2 separate regions of the Homo sapiens genome follow, and region 1 is linked to region 2. The links are chromatin loops, found by intact Hi-C in ENCODE. Cell type or tissue: heart left ventricle. All regions are shown on one strand. Each heading gives the region's core, and the rest is flanking DNA. Links, peaks and the distances in the headings are about the cores only.

The links. A loop is a pair of places that touch in the nucleus more often than their neighbours do. Peaks named below come from ENCODE experiments on the same cell type or tissue, not always from the same donor. Only the 100,000 strongest peaks of a DNase experiment are listed, where the experiment ranks them.
Region 1: it touches region 2 in a loop (2.5-fold over the local background); 7 of 110 quality-filtered maps call a loop at or near these places.

What each region holds. Positions count from the first base shown.
Region 1 is chr15:57,918,843-57,927,363 of GRCh38, reverse strand. No RefSeq gene overlaps it. Among named protein-coding and RNA genes, the nearest start is that of ALDH1A2-AS1, 140 kb to the left of the region's middle. In heart left ventricle, for the core only: a CTCF peak has its summit at 4,458; a DNase peak (open chromatin) is centred at 4,363; H3K4me3 peaks cover 495 bases; H3K27ac peaks cover 2,532 bases.
Region 2 is chr15:57,856,846-57,865,366 of GRCh38, reverse strand. No RefSeq gene overlaps it. Among named protein-coding and RNA genes, the nearest start is that of POLR2M, 150 kb to the right of the region's middle. In heart left ventricle, for the core only: CTCF peaks have their summits at 3,922 and 4,124 (motif pointing right); no DNase peak of the experiment used is centred there.

The DNA.
Region 1 (8,521 bases), core at 371-8,370, 62 kb before region 2:
AAGAGGTTGTTGAGTGCCCACAAAAGCCAAATTCTGGCTCTCTGATTGGCAAACAGGTTTTCATTTAGCCTGTCCCTTTCCCCATAGAACACGAGCAGGCAGGGCGTTGCCACACACATTTTAGGTCCCTGGACAGAGGTGCCACTTAAGGAATTACGAATGCGCTACCCTAAGTTATACCAGTGCAAGGTGATGGATAAGAAGGAGGTGGACCTCAAACCCATCTGTATATCAGAACCACCTGGGACTTTGCAAAAGTGCAGATTTCCAGTCTCTTTCCAGAGACACTAAATCAGGGTATATATCTGGGCTGGGGTCTGAGGGTAGCACTTTTGAAACTCTGTAAGCCGATTGCCCTACGCTGGTCCTTGGGATTGTATTTGGGAACCACCGACCAGATAACTGTTTTAGGTATAGTAACTTCCCAGAAAATTTACTGGTTTCATCTAGAACTCTAGCTAAGCCTAATAAATATTTCTAAAAAGAGACTGTGGAAATTATTAATTTTAACTTGGCTGAAGTTATTGCTGTTACTTTTAACCACATACAATTTAATCCTCATTTGTAATCAGACTAGTAAAAAACTAACAGTTAAATATGTTTATATTTTTTTAGTTATTATATATGTTGGGTAACAGGGAAAATCAGAATAGAATATATATAAATGAATATTAGTCAACTGGAACAATTAACATGTCTACAACATGTGCGGTCTCTACAGCTAATACAGTGTATCTCTGAAATAGCTGTGGTTAACCCACTGAACTGGAGTGGGTTTTCATGAAAAAACAATGGAAACATGCCTGTGCACACAATTTATATTGTTTCTTTTTGATGGAAAGAATAGCTCCAAGTCTTGCTCCTTTGGATGATAGGGTGTCGTCAACAACGTTCCAATTCTTTTTGTTAAGCCAATGAGAAGAACAGAGTAAGGGGGTTGTGGAGGTTCATTCCCCTGGATTAATGTGCTGGCAGAGATTTTGCTTGACCCTTGTGCTGAACCAAAATCTTTTCCAAGGTTCTGAAGGGTTCAGTAAACGTGTTTGTCTGAATAAAAACTTCAACTAAAAAAATAAAAATAAAAACATTGCTTGCTTTAAGATATTTTACATGCCACACAGTTCCTCAACTCAGGAAGAATCAGAAATAGCCACATCACATCATGAGGTGAAGAATATGGTTTCTGTGGTTGTTGGAAAATGCATGAAAATTTTTAAGAGGACACAGCCAGTGAACTGAACAAAGAAAAGAAGAACCGTCTTGTATACAGCCCAATTCCAAATTTAGAGATTCATTCATTCTTTCAACAACCCCTATCAAGTGACTTCTGTGCACTAGACACTGATACTAGAGATTTATAGATGACTAACACACATCTAAGAACCCTGAGGGAAAATGACAGGTAATATATAAGATTACTGGTAAATTCAAATACAGTACACTCTTATAGTACAGAATATATGAGGATGGATGATTTGTGAGTTGGACTTTGCGGGATGCATAGGAGTTCACTAGGTAAGAAAGGGAAGGACATCTTCTCCACCTCCCAAATATGAAAAGCACGGTGATGAGAGAGAAAATGTCCTGCATGGAGAATGGCCAGTGGTTCAGTGTGGCTGGAATACAGAAATGTGAGAAGTAATTCACCTACAGTTTTAAATCTTAGCAGGGTCCAGGCCGTGAAAGGTAGTTACTCATGCTCAGAAATTAAAGGTTCATCTTCAAGGGGTAGGGTAGTCTTTGGGGAATAAGATTTCTGCTGACAGGATGGACGATGAGCTGGAAAAAGATGAGACTGGAGGCCTCTTTGACAAAGACATCTATGACGAAGCCCAAGTGAATGGTGATGGGCACCTGACCCAAGACAGCAACAGAGGGGAAAGAGAAAAGTCAGATGTGAGAGCTACTTGCAGAATGCATTTGAAAGAATGAATCTGAGTGGATAAAGATGTCCGAATGGACATCAGGCTAGTGTGTTAATAGGAAAAATTCTGACCCAAGGATTGCTATTTCAGCATCCTGTTTCTCCTTCTCTCTCCTTGCCACCATATGCCCTTGTTTTCTTAGATCCTTTCCTTGTTCTCTTGCTGCTACTTCTTTTTACATTTTATCCATTGAGACTTGAAATGTCATCATTACCATTTAGGTAAGCCACCATCACCATTACCCCATGAATTGCAAGAGCTGAGGCCAAAAACAGAAGCTCAGGAGGCAGGAGGTGGGTCCCTGTTGTACAGCATTTCTCAGTCATAGGAATAACAGAACCACTTGCATATTGCTTCACAGTGTCCACAGTTTTTTACATCTGTGCTTCACTTTCCAACTTGTCTGTAGGAAAGGCAAATTTTATTATTCCCATTTCAGGGAAGAAGGAACTGAGGTGGGTTCATAGCACGCTCTCAGGCAAGCAGTGTCGAGTAGCCCATATACTTGCTGTCCCAATAAACCCAGACTGGTTTCCTCCCTCTGCTTCTAGGACCTTAGGCTGTTACCCAGACACTTGAAGAGTCAATTTCCTTCTCTGAAAATGAGGACAATAAAAGTATCTGCCTCCTGGGATCATTGCACATGCTGAAAGAAATCATGCATATAAAGTGCTTAGCATAGACTTGAAGTCTCTATAAATGTTAGCCATTGCATTTATAGGTCTTCTAGCTCCAAAGTCCCAGCTCATTCTACTGTATCACAGTGTTCCTTGCTTCTGGGAGAGGAGACATTTTTTTCAGAAGGCTGTAGTTTGCCGTACAGGCCACTGAATGGATTTCTGCCTGCTGACAAAAGAAAAAAAATGCCAAAAATGAAGCATGAATATTTCACTGGCCTGGTGTGTCATTCAATAGCCACAACTTATGCCCTGAAGTTATTTAAAATACAAAGTAGGCCGGGAAAGGTGGCTCACGCCTGTAATCCCAGCACTTTGAGAGGCCGACGCGGGCGGATCACAAGGTCAGGAGATCAAGACCATCCTGGCTAACACGGTGAAACCCCATCTTGACTAAAAATACAAAAAATTAGCCAGGTGTGGTGGCACGCACCTGTAGTCCCAGCTACTTGTGTGGCTGAGGCAGGAGAACTGCTTGAACCCGGGAGGCAGAGGTTGCAGTGAGCCAAGACCGTGCCACTGCACTCCAGCCTGGGCAGCTAAGTGAGACTCCATCTCAAAAAAAAAAAAAAAAAAAAAGAAAGAAAGAAAGAAAATACAAAGTAGATAGGTAGGTAGTGTCGATGGAGAGATATGCTAGTTTTTAAAGGTCCACTCCCAGCCCCAATGAAACCTCCTATACTTGGACCAAGTTTAAGTCTGATAGGGTGAAATGTTGACATGGCTATGTGTCTTACAAGGACACCCGCTACTGGGCTTGGGTGGAGTTTTTGGCTTGCATTTCTTGGCAGTTTCAAGTAGAAATTACAATCGGAAGTATCAGGGTGTTTCTGAGATCCTGGCAATGCTGGGTATCTGCATTGGTAACAAAGGCAAGGAGCCAAGCAGTGTGTCCTCCAAGCAGCCACTCACTGACTGGAAGACTTTCTCAAGAAAAACATATTTCCAGTTCCCACATCAGGATCTACTTCTACCTCCTGAGTCTTTTCTACACACTTCTCTCCAGTGCTGATGCTCTATAATGAACGATGTGAAGGTGGTGGGGCATGGGGAGGAGGGCAAAAGGATGGGCATGTTATTTGGGGGCATGATGGGGATGGATATCTTAGGGAAAACAATTAAAGAAGAAAGGAGGAGGGCTTCCACTCTGCCTGGCTGGATGGAATAAATGTTTGAGCAGCATTCTGTCCAGCTGGGGAAAGGCCAAGACTAATTTAACCTTTGGTCAAATGGTTGGGAGTTAGCTAGTTTCCTTTTTCCTCTTACATCACTCCCAGAGATTCAGACAAAAATAACATGGTCCCGATTACATGACATTATGGGCTCTGAAAATACACCAGGGAGGATAGTGTTGAAACCCCTCAGAGGCAAATTAATCCTAGCAAAGCAACAGCTGTAAGATTGATACAAACAGGAGAAACAACAGCATATTGGTTCCAGGTTTGCTTAAAAGCTTATTTTAATCCAAGCAATTTTTTAAAAGGGTTAAAATCACTAATTGGGAGGGTTTCTGTTACTTAAAAATGGAGCTTTACGAAATACCTCTATATGCTGTTGTCCACTGGCATACTTTTGGATTTAATTCCCAAATTCTCTTTTATATCCTTATTGTTTAAAGCAGAAATAAATGCAATGGTGAGAAAGAGTTTGCCTCTGCTGAATCAGAGCTTCCACACCAGGCCTGTATCGGGGAAGTGAAGGTGTGGGAGTCACCTCTGTCCTGGGCTGCTTGCCCAAATCTGGCAGGCAGGAGCTGGGCACCTGCCCCTCCTCCCTGAGCTGATCCTGTCCAGAGCGGACACTTGAGTGTTTCCTGAAAGCACAGCTTGCAGCCCCTGGAGGACAATCTGCAGAACTTGTATGCACCATTTACACTCAAAAATCAAAATATTTCCTCTCCCCGGGACACAGCAGCCCCCTCCACACCCGCCCACTTTGCAATCGGGCATTACTTGGAGACCCAGTATGAACCCTAGAATAGAAATCTCACAGCTGGAGCAGAACTTAACCAAAAGGAACACACTTTAGGACAAGAGGAAATTGATCATAATGGTTACAGGCATGGTCTCTGTACTCAGGCTGCCTGAATCCAAAGCCAGCTCAGCCCATTGCTGTTTGTGTGACCTTGGGCAATTGCCCCTCTGTGCCTCAGTACCCTTGCATGGGAAATAGAAATAAGAACAGCATCTACACCACAAGGTAGTTGGGAGGATGAATGATACTGTTTGGAAGGTACACAGGCCTAACAAATAACAAGAACAAAACAATCAAGCTGCTCTCCTTGTCAGAACCACAGTGGTCTTGGAGGTCTTAGCAAACTTACTCTAGAAATTCGGTGGTGGCTGATGGATGGCCTCAAGTAATCTTCGGGACTGGGCTAATTTCTAACTCTTCCATCATAAAGGTAAAGACTCTCAGGACAGCAGCCATGTAATCAATGAAGAGTCCCAATGCCAAGTCAGATGAGCAAGCAGAAGAGATCCATGTTTTTCTCTTGGGAACAGAGAAAGTGGTTTGGGCTCTGCTTGGATGGGGGCTAGGGGTTAGTTGCGAGGGAAGAGGGAACAAGCTCATTAACACATAGAAGGCAGATGAGCCATTTGAAGGGAATGCTGAAGCTTGGGAAACACTGCTTCCACGCATCCATCTATCCATTAAGTCATTCAACAGATCTCCATTTAATCTGTGCCTGGTGAATACTGTGCTAAGGTCTATTCATACAGAATGAGCATTGGATAAAGCTTACAGAATAATAGCAGAGATACATTTAAAATTTAATCACATGAATATTTAACTTAAAATTGTGTTTTTTTGTGTTATTTTAAATAATAGAGAACTATGATAGGAAATAATGGGGGGTGGGGGCACAGAAATGATCCCAGGGGACTGAGCAGCTGGAGGTTTGAACCTGTTCCTCATAGTGCCTCCTGGACAGGTCAACAGCCTCATTTCACCAGCTCTGGTCCTTCTTGACTTTGGTCTTGTAAACTATTACCCCTTCTGCCTCGGCAACAACTACCCCCAACCCCACCAATGCCCACTTTCACCTTGGGAATAGGCATTAGATTAGCACTCCACTTTTATTAACATTCTCTCCATGCAGAAACCCAGGCATGGGTGGGAAGTGGTTGTTTGTCAAGTCACACGTCTGGTTGGGACTAGAACTAGGACTCCTGAGTCTGGGATAGTTGCTCCTCCCCTGTACCCTGTGACTCAGAGCTCATATGATGACCCCTCTGGCTGACTTCTTTCCCAAGAAATAATGATGAGGCAAATGTATCTTACACAAACATCTCCTAGAGAAATTCATTTTGGGGCAGCCCTACTGTTGGGGGAAACTTGGTCCTTTCTTGGAGACCCCTGATGTGTTCTGAGGTCCCTCCAGGATCCCATCATATAAAAATAACAATACAATGGAATAAAATTAAACAAAGTGAAATAAGCCATTATAGGGCATGCTGGAGATAACATCTTCAGAAGGATGACTGCTTTGGCTCAGTTTGGTGTGGTCTGTATTCTGAATGGCCCGGCTTTCAGGTCACTCTGTCAACGAAGGAACATATTCTGGGCATTTCTGACTCATCTGTAGACATTTTGCTAGCACAGCACATAACTAGCGGGACTTCAACCCAGGTCTTTTGAGTCCAAGCCCAGTGCTTTTCAACTCCAGCATGTGCAGTTAGTAACAAATTCTGTTTGGGATGCATGGAGGTTGCAGAAATGCTGAATGTTTCAAACGGTGATTTCCCATGGGTGGAAGGAGCAAGGCAGATGGTCACTAATTTATTCAACAAACATTCGCTGAATGCCAGCAAGTCAGGCCTTGTGGATTTCCTGGTGAACAAGAGAAATTCAAGTCCCACCCTCATGGACCTAATAATTGTTCAGGAAATTCACATAATAAACGCATAACTACTGAGATAATGATTAATTACAACAGTGCTGTATGTTGTGAGGGTTTATACAGTGAGTTCTGACCTAGATAAGAGGGAAGGCCTAATAGAACTCAGGATCTGTCCTTCCAAATCAAAGCTTTTTTCAGTCCTACCCATCTCAGAGAACAGCACTGCTCCCTCCCCTTCATATAAAGTAGGGGCCAATGACCAGGGAATCCTCACACCTGCTCATTCTTTACTGCCAGCTTTGATGAGATCCCCTTAAGCCATGCTCCCAGGTATCTTTGGAATTTTGCACCTCTCTTCATGTTCACTGCCACTATCTCCACTAGCACATGTCTCGAATGCACCACTGTAGTACCCGCTACCAGGTTGGCTGCCACCCACTTTGCACTCCACTGTACACAATGCAGCGCAGTGATATTCTGAAAAGAAAACCCAGCTATGTCACCCTTTACCCCTCACCCTCTACTTCCCTGCCCTTTGACATTCTCAGCCCCATCCCGCACTTAAAACCTCCATGTCTTCTCTTTGCTTTCAGAATCAAAGCACAATTCTAGAGGATAACTACAAAATCCTGGGTATCCTGCCCTTTCCTCTCTCTGCAACTCATTCTGAACATAGCCTGCACTCTCTCCATTCCAGCCACCCCAGCCCTCTTTCCAGCTCGAATATATGTTTTGTGACCCTTCCATGGGCTGTTCCAGTGCTTGAGATGCTCCTATGTGTCCCTGCTTGCCTAAAGCAGCTTTCCCAGACCTCCCCGACTACGTCCAATTCCCCCATTTATGGTTCTTTATAGCACATGTACCTTGCATATTTGGAGCTTATCACAGCTTCATTCTTATGTTTACCAACTTTATTGTCTGCTTCCCCTACCCCAGAAATAAGCTCCATAAGGACAGGCACATGTTTGTTTTGACTCATCCTTAATCCCCAACATCTGGCTCAGGGCCTGGTACACAGTAAATAAGGAAAGAAAGAGCAAGAAAGAGAACTCCATGATGAAGTTTGAGCTAAGAAGTGAAAGACAAGAGGCATTCAGTTAGAGTCTGGGGAAGAAGCAATATTCCAGTCTAAAGGAAAAGCATGCCCATGGAGAGAACAATTGACATGAACATGAACCCTCTCTCACTTTATAGGGAGAAACAAGAAGCATCAGAGAAAACTATATGGAGGCAGTGCCTTCCATCCTGAACAGGTCAGACAGATGGGGTTTCAGTGAATGTGGGGACGGAGTCGAGGTGAGGGGCTGTTTATAATGAACACGGTCAGAAAGTAGGCAAATATATGTACATTGTATGCCATATATATGGCATATTTTATATAGCATTGAAAGGCCAGAGTTTCTTCACAAGGTCAGGGTCATGTAAATTTTTTAAAGGCTTTCTTCATGAACTAGACTATGGCATTCTTAGAAAAAGATTAAATTTGTACAGTGGCACATTGCCCTAGGTAACTCAAAAGGAAACTAGTGACAGGCATCCCCCAGAGAACAGAGACCAAATTTCAGATGAAGCAACCATAGTTACTGGCTGTGAGGTAGAGCTGCTCACTGCCCCTCTGAGAGAGAAGCAGCAGAGGAATAGCCCATTAGCATCTGTGAATATCCAGGGAGGCACAGTGGGCAGGACCAGGGCTCTGGTTTGTGGTTAAGGGGGTGAGGGTCCTGAGGAGTGGGGGCTGGGCTTTGGATGTTGGGAGTTGAAAGAGGGGCCTGAAAGTGGGTCACAAAGAAGCTTGGGGAGGGAGCAAGGGTTGAAGGGGTGGGGACCATCCATTCAAAGACCAGTGTGAAGCCCTACAACCCAACCCTCACTTCTGCCCACGGGGCAAGTTAGCCTGATAAGTTAGAACTCCTTGTTCTTCCATTGGGTACAGTTTTGGGATGTTCCCTTGAACCTTCAGGAAAACAACTACTCACAACTAATTTTCACGCAGCATGTGAACTGTGTGTGGCAAGCAGACATGGTGGTCAGGAGGTATTGGAGCTACTAGGAGATTTCCAAGGATCCCTGATTCC
Region 2 (8,521 bases), core at 207-8,206:
ACGAGATTTCACAAAACCAACCAAGCACGTCTATGGCTTTACACACAGAGGTTTCATTTTATTATTTAAAAGTTTCTTTGAGGACCTACTATGGAAAACTACTGTGCTACGTGCTGTGTGAGCCACAAAGATCGATGGAACAATATCTTTACCTTCAAGTAAGCTTATAAACAAGTTACGAAGACACCTGTACACTTTATACCTATTGAGATTTTACTAGAAAACTCTGCCCACTAAGTGCCACCATTCAAAACATAGTAAAGCAATTACCAACCAATCAGAAATGGTTCCAGTCCCAAGCAGAAGGGCTGGTTACTCCCACAAATTAATAGAGTAATAGTGGCTAGCATCAACTGGGCCCTCACCGCGAGCCTGAATAGTGCACTAAGCCTTTGAAATGAATGGGGATGGTATCAGTGCTCACCTCACAGCCCTGCACTTAAACATGTCACATAGAAGGCACTGGAAATCTCCAAAGTGTCAATTTGAGCACCTTTTCTAAAAAATGACCGGCACTCAGGTCTTGCGGGGAGAGGTAGAAAAAGACAGGGAAGATCTATATTGTTATTCAGTTCTGAGAAAACTTTGAAATGTTCTGACTTTCCTTTGTCAATTTTACAAAAGTTTTCCTAATTTCCACTTAATCATCCACTCTTTTATTTGGCAGCATTCTCCTGAAACTTTGGTTTGAGGGCCACACAGGAGATTCAATGTGAAAACTCCCATAGTACTCCTTCCTCTCAGCTTCTACCTTAACTAGTTTGGGTTTGTTGTCATTCAAAACTAATTAAACAGAGGTTAATTTTCAGAATTGGCAGCTCTTAGGTAATTTTAGAAGCTCAATTTTACTTAAAAAAAAAAAAACTCTATGTGTGGGCTTCACATTACAAAACTACATGCAGGGGGATCATTGGTTGTGGTAATAGAAACTCAGAGGGGAAGTAGGCATCAAAGGAATATAAATACATTAAATCTCTTTCTCACAGACACACAAAACAATTTTCTTTTCAAATGCCAAGAGAAGTAATGTAATGATCTGGATATTGCAGGTACCAAATTCCTGCTCTTGAAGAAAGGGATGGATGGAACATTTTTGTCTGAAAAATGACCACAAGGATCAAATCCCCTGGATAATTCCTCCTCTTCATTTCCCTTTGCCAGATCATTTCATCCTGTTCTGAGTTTGCCAGGGAAAGCTTGAGTTTAAGAAAAAGCCTCTGCAAGGAGAAGACTGAATTAAGAGAAAGTCCACTGGGCCCTGCCATTCATTCTGATGAAAGATAGCCATAGAGGCCTCTCTTTACCCCAAGCAGGGCATACAATGGCCACTCTTCGGTTCAGCTTCCCAGCACATGAACCCCACTTTCTCAGCATGCTGAGGGTAGTCAGGCTCTGGCAGATAGACCTGCACTGGCTAAACGCCTGGACACTTAGAAATAAACCCAAAGGCCAATTTATTGCTTTCTACAGAAAGGTGGCCTGGTAAGCTACCAGTAACTGGTCCCTGGCTCTGAATACTCCTTCCTCATGATTGAGTCCACTTAGGAGAACAAGTCATGGGTTAGCAGGTGGCTCAGTGAAGACGAGAAAAAGCGGCCAAGTCCAGTGTTTCCAAACTCTTAACTTTAATTGTGGAACTGTTTGTTCTATTCACAACTTACCCTGAAACGGCAGATATTTTGCCTGCCTGCCTCTACTTCCGCTCCCATACCTGTGCTAGACTTTGACCTCAAGCACTTCTTCCTGCTGGGTCCAAACCTAGTCTTAGAATCCTCCTCAAGGAGTGGGTGAGAAGGGAAATGGGAATTCAGAGACTTCCTGGAGAAGGGACACCTGAGCAGGGTCTGAGAGCACTAGCTACTTGGCCCATGGATTCCGGGCTGTGGTAACAGCATGCACAGAACTGAAGGGGAAAGAGAGCCCTAAAGAGCTGGAGTATTGGTGCTTGCAGGATGGTGAGCAAGGCGGCAGCCAGGTGAGCAAGGTCCACAGGGCTCAACATGATTACAAGTCATAAGGTGGGTTACCCTGGAGTGGCCCTTCTCATCCTACCATGTTGCTTTCCAGATGGTTTAATCACAGAACATAACGTCTCCAGGACCTGGTCTGCAGGCTCCAGATGGGTGTGCAGTGCAGATGCTTCTCCTATGTTCCCCCAGGCTTCCATGGGACAGGAAGGGATTGTCACGGTCATTGTGTTTCCTGCTGCATAAAACTGGCTGGAAATGAAGATTCCTTCATTCCCTGTGTCACTCTGGAGATTGTGCCTCTGGACGCAATGGACCAGAACTCAGGACACACCCAGTCCCTTCCCAGCATGACCTTCCTTGGGATGTGCCATGTGGCGTGCAGACATCACATGGCAGCACCTGTGTGTGGGAGGAGAGCATTCATGCTCATGTCTAGACACTAGCCAGATGACGACACGAGCCTGCTCTTGGTCTCCTCGTTGGCCAGCTGAGGATGCGGAGGAAAAGACAATGACAAGAATGTTACAGAACCTGTGGGTTCCCTTAACAGCCTTGACCTTGAAGACTCTCTGCTGCTTATGTTTTCACTGGTTTTATTTTTGCTTGTTTATATTCCCAGCTTGTCTTGGAAATTCTCTTTCACAGCATATTTCGCCCATTTTGATTTTCAAAACCATATTTAGCAATTATATTTCACACTTCATCAGATAGAAATGGTTCCACTGAACTTCATTCAAACCACCAACCCTCTCAGGTCCAAGTAATGCAACTCCACTTGGAATTCTGTCTACTGCCATGGGCAGGGATGGGAATCTTTGTGTCGTTTCTGCATTGTTATTTGGATAAAAATGACACACCTCCAAAGCTTAAGTCTGGCATCAATTTGAAAGTTAACCCAACACCAACTTTTATTTGTGAAACATTTGATTTTACCTTTCTAGAATCCATTCACCAAATGGACTTCCTGAGGGTTTAAAATTGGCACCTTTCTTTTCTTTCATATTGTCCAGTCAGCGCTTTTAAAATAGAAAAGCGGGAAGTACCAGTAGAAAAAAGATTAGGGCCCTCACTTTAAATAAACGACACAGCTTTATTACTTCCCATGGTTGTCTTCGTAATAACCTTGAGAGACCAAAAGCTTTTAGAGATTCACATTGTGCATGCCATATATCATCCTCAAGGCCATTTTGGCCTCTCAGATGATTGCAGAAAGATGAGTGTATTGATCAATCTCATCCCTATTTTCAAATCTGTCTAAATGAAAATGAGAAACTGCATCCTTTTAGTTAGGAGATTTATGGTGATATTTCTATTCAGCCCAAGCACGAGTAACACTACAAAGACCTGTGATCACATGGAATGAGATGGTTAGATGACTCATCTATGGCTGTCAGAGGTTTATGGTGGCCAACTTCCCAGAATGGAGTGTATCTCAGTCCACATCTGGTGTAGGAAGTTTATTGAGAGTCTGGATTTTGTATTTATATGGCTTCCATTACCTGTTTTAACTAGGTGTTAACTTGATAAAACAAAAAACTTCAATGATAGGATTGTCTTTTTCTCATTTTTATGAACTTCTAAAAATGTTTTCAAGAGCCAAATTGTAGGAGACTTGTTTTTCTTTCTTTCCTTCCTTCCTTTCCTTTTTAAATTATGATTCTGATTTTCTGGGTTTAAGGTTTGATAATTTTCTTCCATTGTAATGAAATGTTTAACGTATTTTAAAGTTCTTCAGCAGAAAAAGCAGAGGGTTAACAATGACAAGTCAGACCAACTCCTTCTTACCACACAAGTTCAAGTTCCAGCTGTAGTTCCAAACAAGTTACAAAATTGACTTATGAAAATTATTTAGCTTCTTTGAAACTGGTTCCTTATTTGTAAACTAGGGATAATAAAAATCTGCCTTGCAAGATTGCTGTGAGGATCCAATGGGAAGATCTATCTGAACACCTTTGGTAAAATGTTGGTTATATTATGATCTCGGGTAACTCAGAAAAACATTGGCTATAAATTACTCCCTTTAGGTTCATTCATGCTACAGGATAGTCACAAGCTAACTCTATCAGATTATATATTTTACGCTATAGGTCAATGCCACTCTATCTCATTCATACGTTCAACTCTTGTTCCAATGCCATGAAATACCAGTTACTCAGTTTGACCACAAGAGGGCGCAAAGCCTTTTTCATTTTCTTTTTCTCAAGAGCTTGAGCCATTAGACAAAATTCTTATACTGTGATACCTACTAAAGCAATAAGTAAATATATCGAAATAAAAGTAAGCTGATGGTCCGTGGTCTGTGTCTCTTTTAAAAATGGCTCAGAAGAAGACAGAAAATGTATCTCTTAACTCAAAAGAAAATGTATAAAAATGTGCATGTATATATGTGAGTATACATACATACCTTTTCTAACTCCATCCACTGAGAAGACCTAGAAGTAATGACAACCCAATAGCAACAAGCACACCTAGCACCCAGATCTTGGTTTCTAAATACCATTCTCCAATAAAATAAGCCAGAACTCACTGGAGAAGTGGTTGATTCCAGAGCTGGGTCAGGTACAACGTAAGATAAGCTTGAAAAATAATGTAAATGCTTCAAAAAAAATGATGTCTACATGTCAGAAGAACACAGGAACCAACTTGAAGGAACTCCCAATGACCAAAGCTGGAACAATCTGAGCAACAAAATACATAACAGTAATAAAATAAAATAACCATGAATCCAACTGATACAAATAAATAATTGAATAAGTAGAGAAGGGAGAAGAAACAGCTCTTCTGACAGTGTAATTCCAATGAATAAATGCAGAAGAGATAATGGAAATGGAAAATCACTTCTAGACAAACACAACAGTAATAGTTATTGTTAGCAAGAACTATCAGTGGTTGCTAAAATTAGTGGGTGAGAGTTTGATTAAAAAGTAGGACACTGGCACAGTTTCAAAAGATCTTCCTGTAAGACACTTATTACTTATAAAGGAAAAACAGTAGCTTCATAGTGGAAAAAAGTGGATGCTACCTTAACCAAGTAATCACTTAACATCACCAGTTGCAAGGCACACTAACATTATGTGCCTCCTGATATGATACACTGAGAAGGACCCAGCAACACTTCCATGGTATTTTGCCAAATATACATAACCTCAGCCTAAATCATATGAGTAATCCAAATTGAGGAAGACTGTGAAAAATAACCGAACGGTATTTTTCAAAGTAACACGAAAGACTGAGGAACTGTTAACACATTAGAGGAGATTAAGGATGCATGACAACTAACTGCAATGTCAGATCATGGATTGAACCAGATAAAGGATGTTAGTTGGGAAATTCGTAAAATTTGAAGCTCTGAGACTGCAACAGTCTTCCAAGAAACTGTGCCTCAAACCAAGTAGTATTCAGCTGCTCCACCAACATGGAACCAAGGCCTCTTGGAACCAATCTAGGTTTGATGTTCAACAGGTTTGCCCCTAGCAGGTTTGCATCAGCACAGATTTCTGGGTACCCATTCTGCTGGGGTGGACAGTCTGTTCTGACTGGTTGAGCCTTTCCCATGATGATTGCTAAGCAGTTGAGCTATTCCTCCTGGGCTTATCAAATAGGCCATAGTAATTGTAAAATATTTTTATTTTACAATTTTTATCTTACTCATTTCTGCTTTTAGCGCATTGTGGTCAATATGACCCGTGTCTTTATATGGCTGATTTTGAGCCTTTTAAATTTTTTGCATGTTTTGCTTTTTTTTTCTTTTTCTTTTCTTCTTTTAGCTTTTCTTTCACTTTTAAAACACCTTCTTTCTGAAAGTGTTTAGGAGTTTCCCTTTAATCCTTGGAGTTCTCACATCATCTCAAATCACTAATTCTTTCTTTATTACACACTCCTCTTGACTCACCCTGGCTCTGCTCCTGTATCTGGCGTTACCTCTACTGCTGTGCCCACACTAGGAAGCACACCTTCGCTCCTCACTGGGCAGGCACACAAAGATTCTTGTAGAAAAAGCTGTTTTTCTCCAAAGGCTCAGCCAAACACTCTAAAGGATGGGAGAGTAAGGAGAGTGTTGGGTGAAGGCAGGGTATGAGTAGTTTGTTACTAGAAGCCTTCTGCCTTCAGGTCATGCCACTCCTGTTGCTGATCTGTGTAACTGCTGACTCTGTGTTTGTTTCTCTAGGCTGGGAAAAGCCAACCTTACCTGTACAGGAGCTTTCTCCTGTAACTGCTTTAAGACACTGTTGGGTTTTTTTTTTCCCTGCCATTAACATTATTCCATCTTCATTATTGCCTAAAAATTCAGTATCTGATGGTACTAATTTCTGTCTTCAAGCACTATTTATACTTTATTTTTTCTGTCACTTCAGAGCAGTTTTTGGGGGAAAAAAAAACTCATCTTGAATTAGAAATCCAAGGTTCTACACTCGCTCACCTCAACTAGTTTTACTTTTTTCTTTTCTTCCTATCCCATTAAAAGCATTTATGTCAAATAATTTGGTCTTTACCTTTCCTTATCTTTTTTTACTACTAGAGAATATTACCCAGAATATAGATTCTCATCTGTGCCAGCTAACCCTTTGGCATGTTGATTTTTTTTTTTTTAAATAAAACCCTAGCTGGCTTATTCTGCAAACATTGACTGATGACCTGTGTGACAGACATTCTGCTTGGGATCATTAACCCAGTTCTAAGACATAGCTTATAGCCAAACATATAGTTCCTCTGTGATTAAATAACAGTAAAACCGTGAATAATACACAATATTTCCTCCTTGTTGAAGACTATCATAGACTCCTAGGGCATTTCTCAAGGTAAAATCATCCCAAACCCTAGATCACATATGACTGTCACATCTGCCGCAAAATGAGAGGCTGCCACAGATACCTGGGTAGAAATGATTATGAACATTGAGTAGCTGCCTAAATAACTAGAAAACTAGGATTGATTGATAGACATTTGTAAATTTTTCCCCTACACAGTAAAAAATACAAAGGCTACTCCAATCCTGGGGGTTGCCCCAGAAGAGAGGAGCCTTTGGTCAGGTAGAAAACAAAGGAAACATATTCCTGATCTTGGATCTTAATTAGTTGCCTCTAAAGAAGGAGTTAATAGTTGCCACTGACACCAACAGTTGTCTAAGGTATGGAAAACTGTCCCAAAGTTCTTGGGCAGAGGAGTCTAAAATCTTGGGGAAACTTTGGGCCTGAGGACATCTCTAATTTGTTAGTGGGGTAGCAATTTCTATTTGGTCAGAGGGCTGTTGTCACTTGGAGGAGGTGCATGTTTGGCAGAACATCTTGGGTAGGAGGAAGGAGGGGCAATGAAAACAGCTGTGGGGAGACTGCACCAGAGAAGGAGAAAATGTTTTGAAACCACAAGCATCCTACTAACACTTCAAAGACCTCCTTCATGACAATAATACCCTTTGGACATGGAGTGGAAGAAGAGTTAAGCACTCCAGGGTTCAAGTTTCTTGCAAATTTAGAAATGGTGTCAAGAGAAGGGATTCCCTGTCACCCATCGTTTAACCTTATTTGACTCATCCTTCCCCATCTCATAGGGCTTGCGGTTGGAATTACCATTCTGTCATTCACCAAAATCTTAATTATCTTAAATGAACCTTGCAAAGAAAGGCTAGGAAATGGAAAACACTAACGATGTTCAAAATGAAAGTGGAATAGAAAATGTGGACAACTAACTTCATTGGAATGGCATCCCCCAAAATAAAGTCTTACGTGTATTTTCAGCCAAGTGCATTGCTGAAACCCAATCAAACTTGTAATTCGCTATCCAAGATCCAAGAGAATGCAATTCTATGACACAGAGTGGGTCATAGAGACTTCAGTAAGACCACATTAGGCTCCCTACATTGCACAAGGAAGAATGCTGTCATAAATGGGGTAGAACTAATGAAGGCTCCACTTCATTTGTACGCGAGCAGAACTGGGCAACTATAATCCCAGAGATCAAGGCACAAAAATAATGACCCCAAATGAAATGAAAGATCTAACACTAAAAGGAAACGGAAACAATGGGGGGATGATAGTTGTTTAGACTTGAAGAAACCCAGGCGTGATTCCTTCATCCCCCTTCCAGGTGAGGAAAGATTGAACACAGGGAGCATTAGTGCTCAAATTTAGAGTTTCTCTGCTTAAAGGTGATATAAAGCTATTAACTTGCCTAAAGAAAGCAAGCTTTTTCAGTATTTTTAATATTGCTCTTTCATAAAATACAGGTATTTAAAATATAAAATCATTTGTCTTTAGTATTTGAAAATACTAAAAAATACTTTAGTATTTTGATAATACCAAGGGTGGGAAGGAGGGATGGGTATTGAACCTTAGCTGACACAGGGGATAAGAACTATTTGCATAGTAGAGCTGCAGCCTTCAACCACAGATTCCGCGTGTCAGGTTAAGGTAGCTGACTACATTTTTGAGTTCATTTTCTTTGCAGGCTGGTTAATACGCCACGTCAGAGTTCAGCAGCATCCTTCAATGCCAGACCAAGGCATTCCCTCCCCCACCTATTACTAACCACTACATTAAACATTTGTATATGAA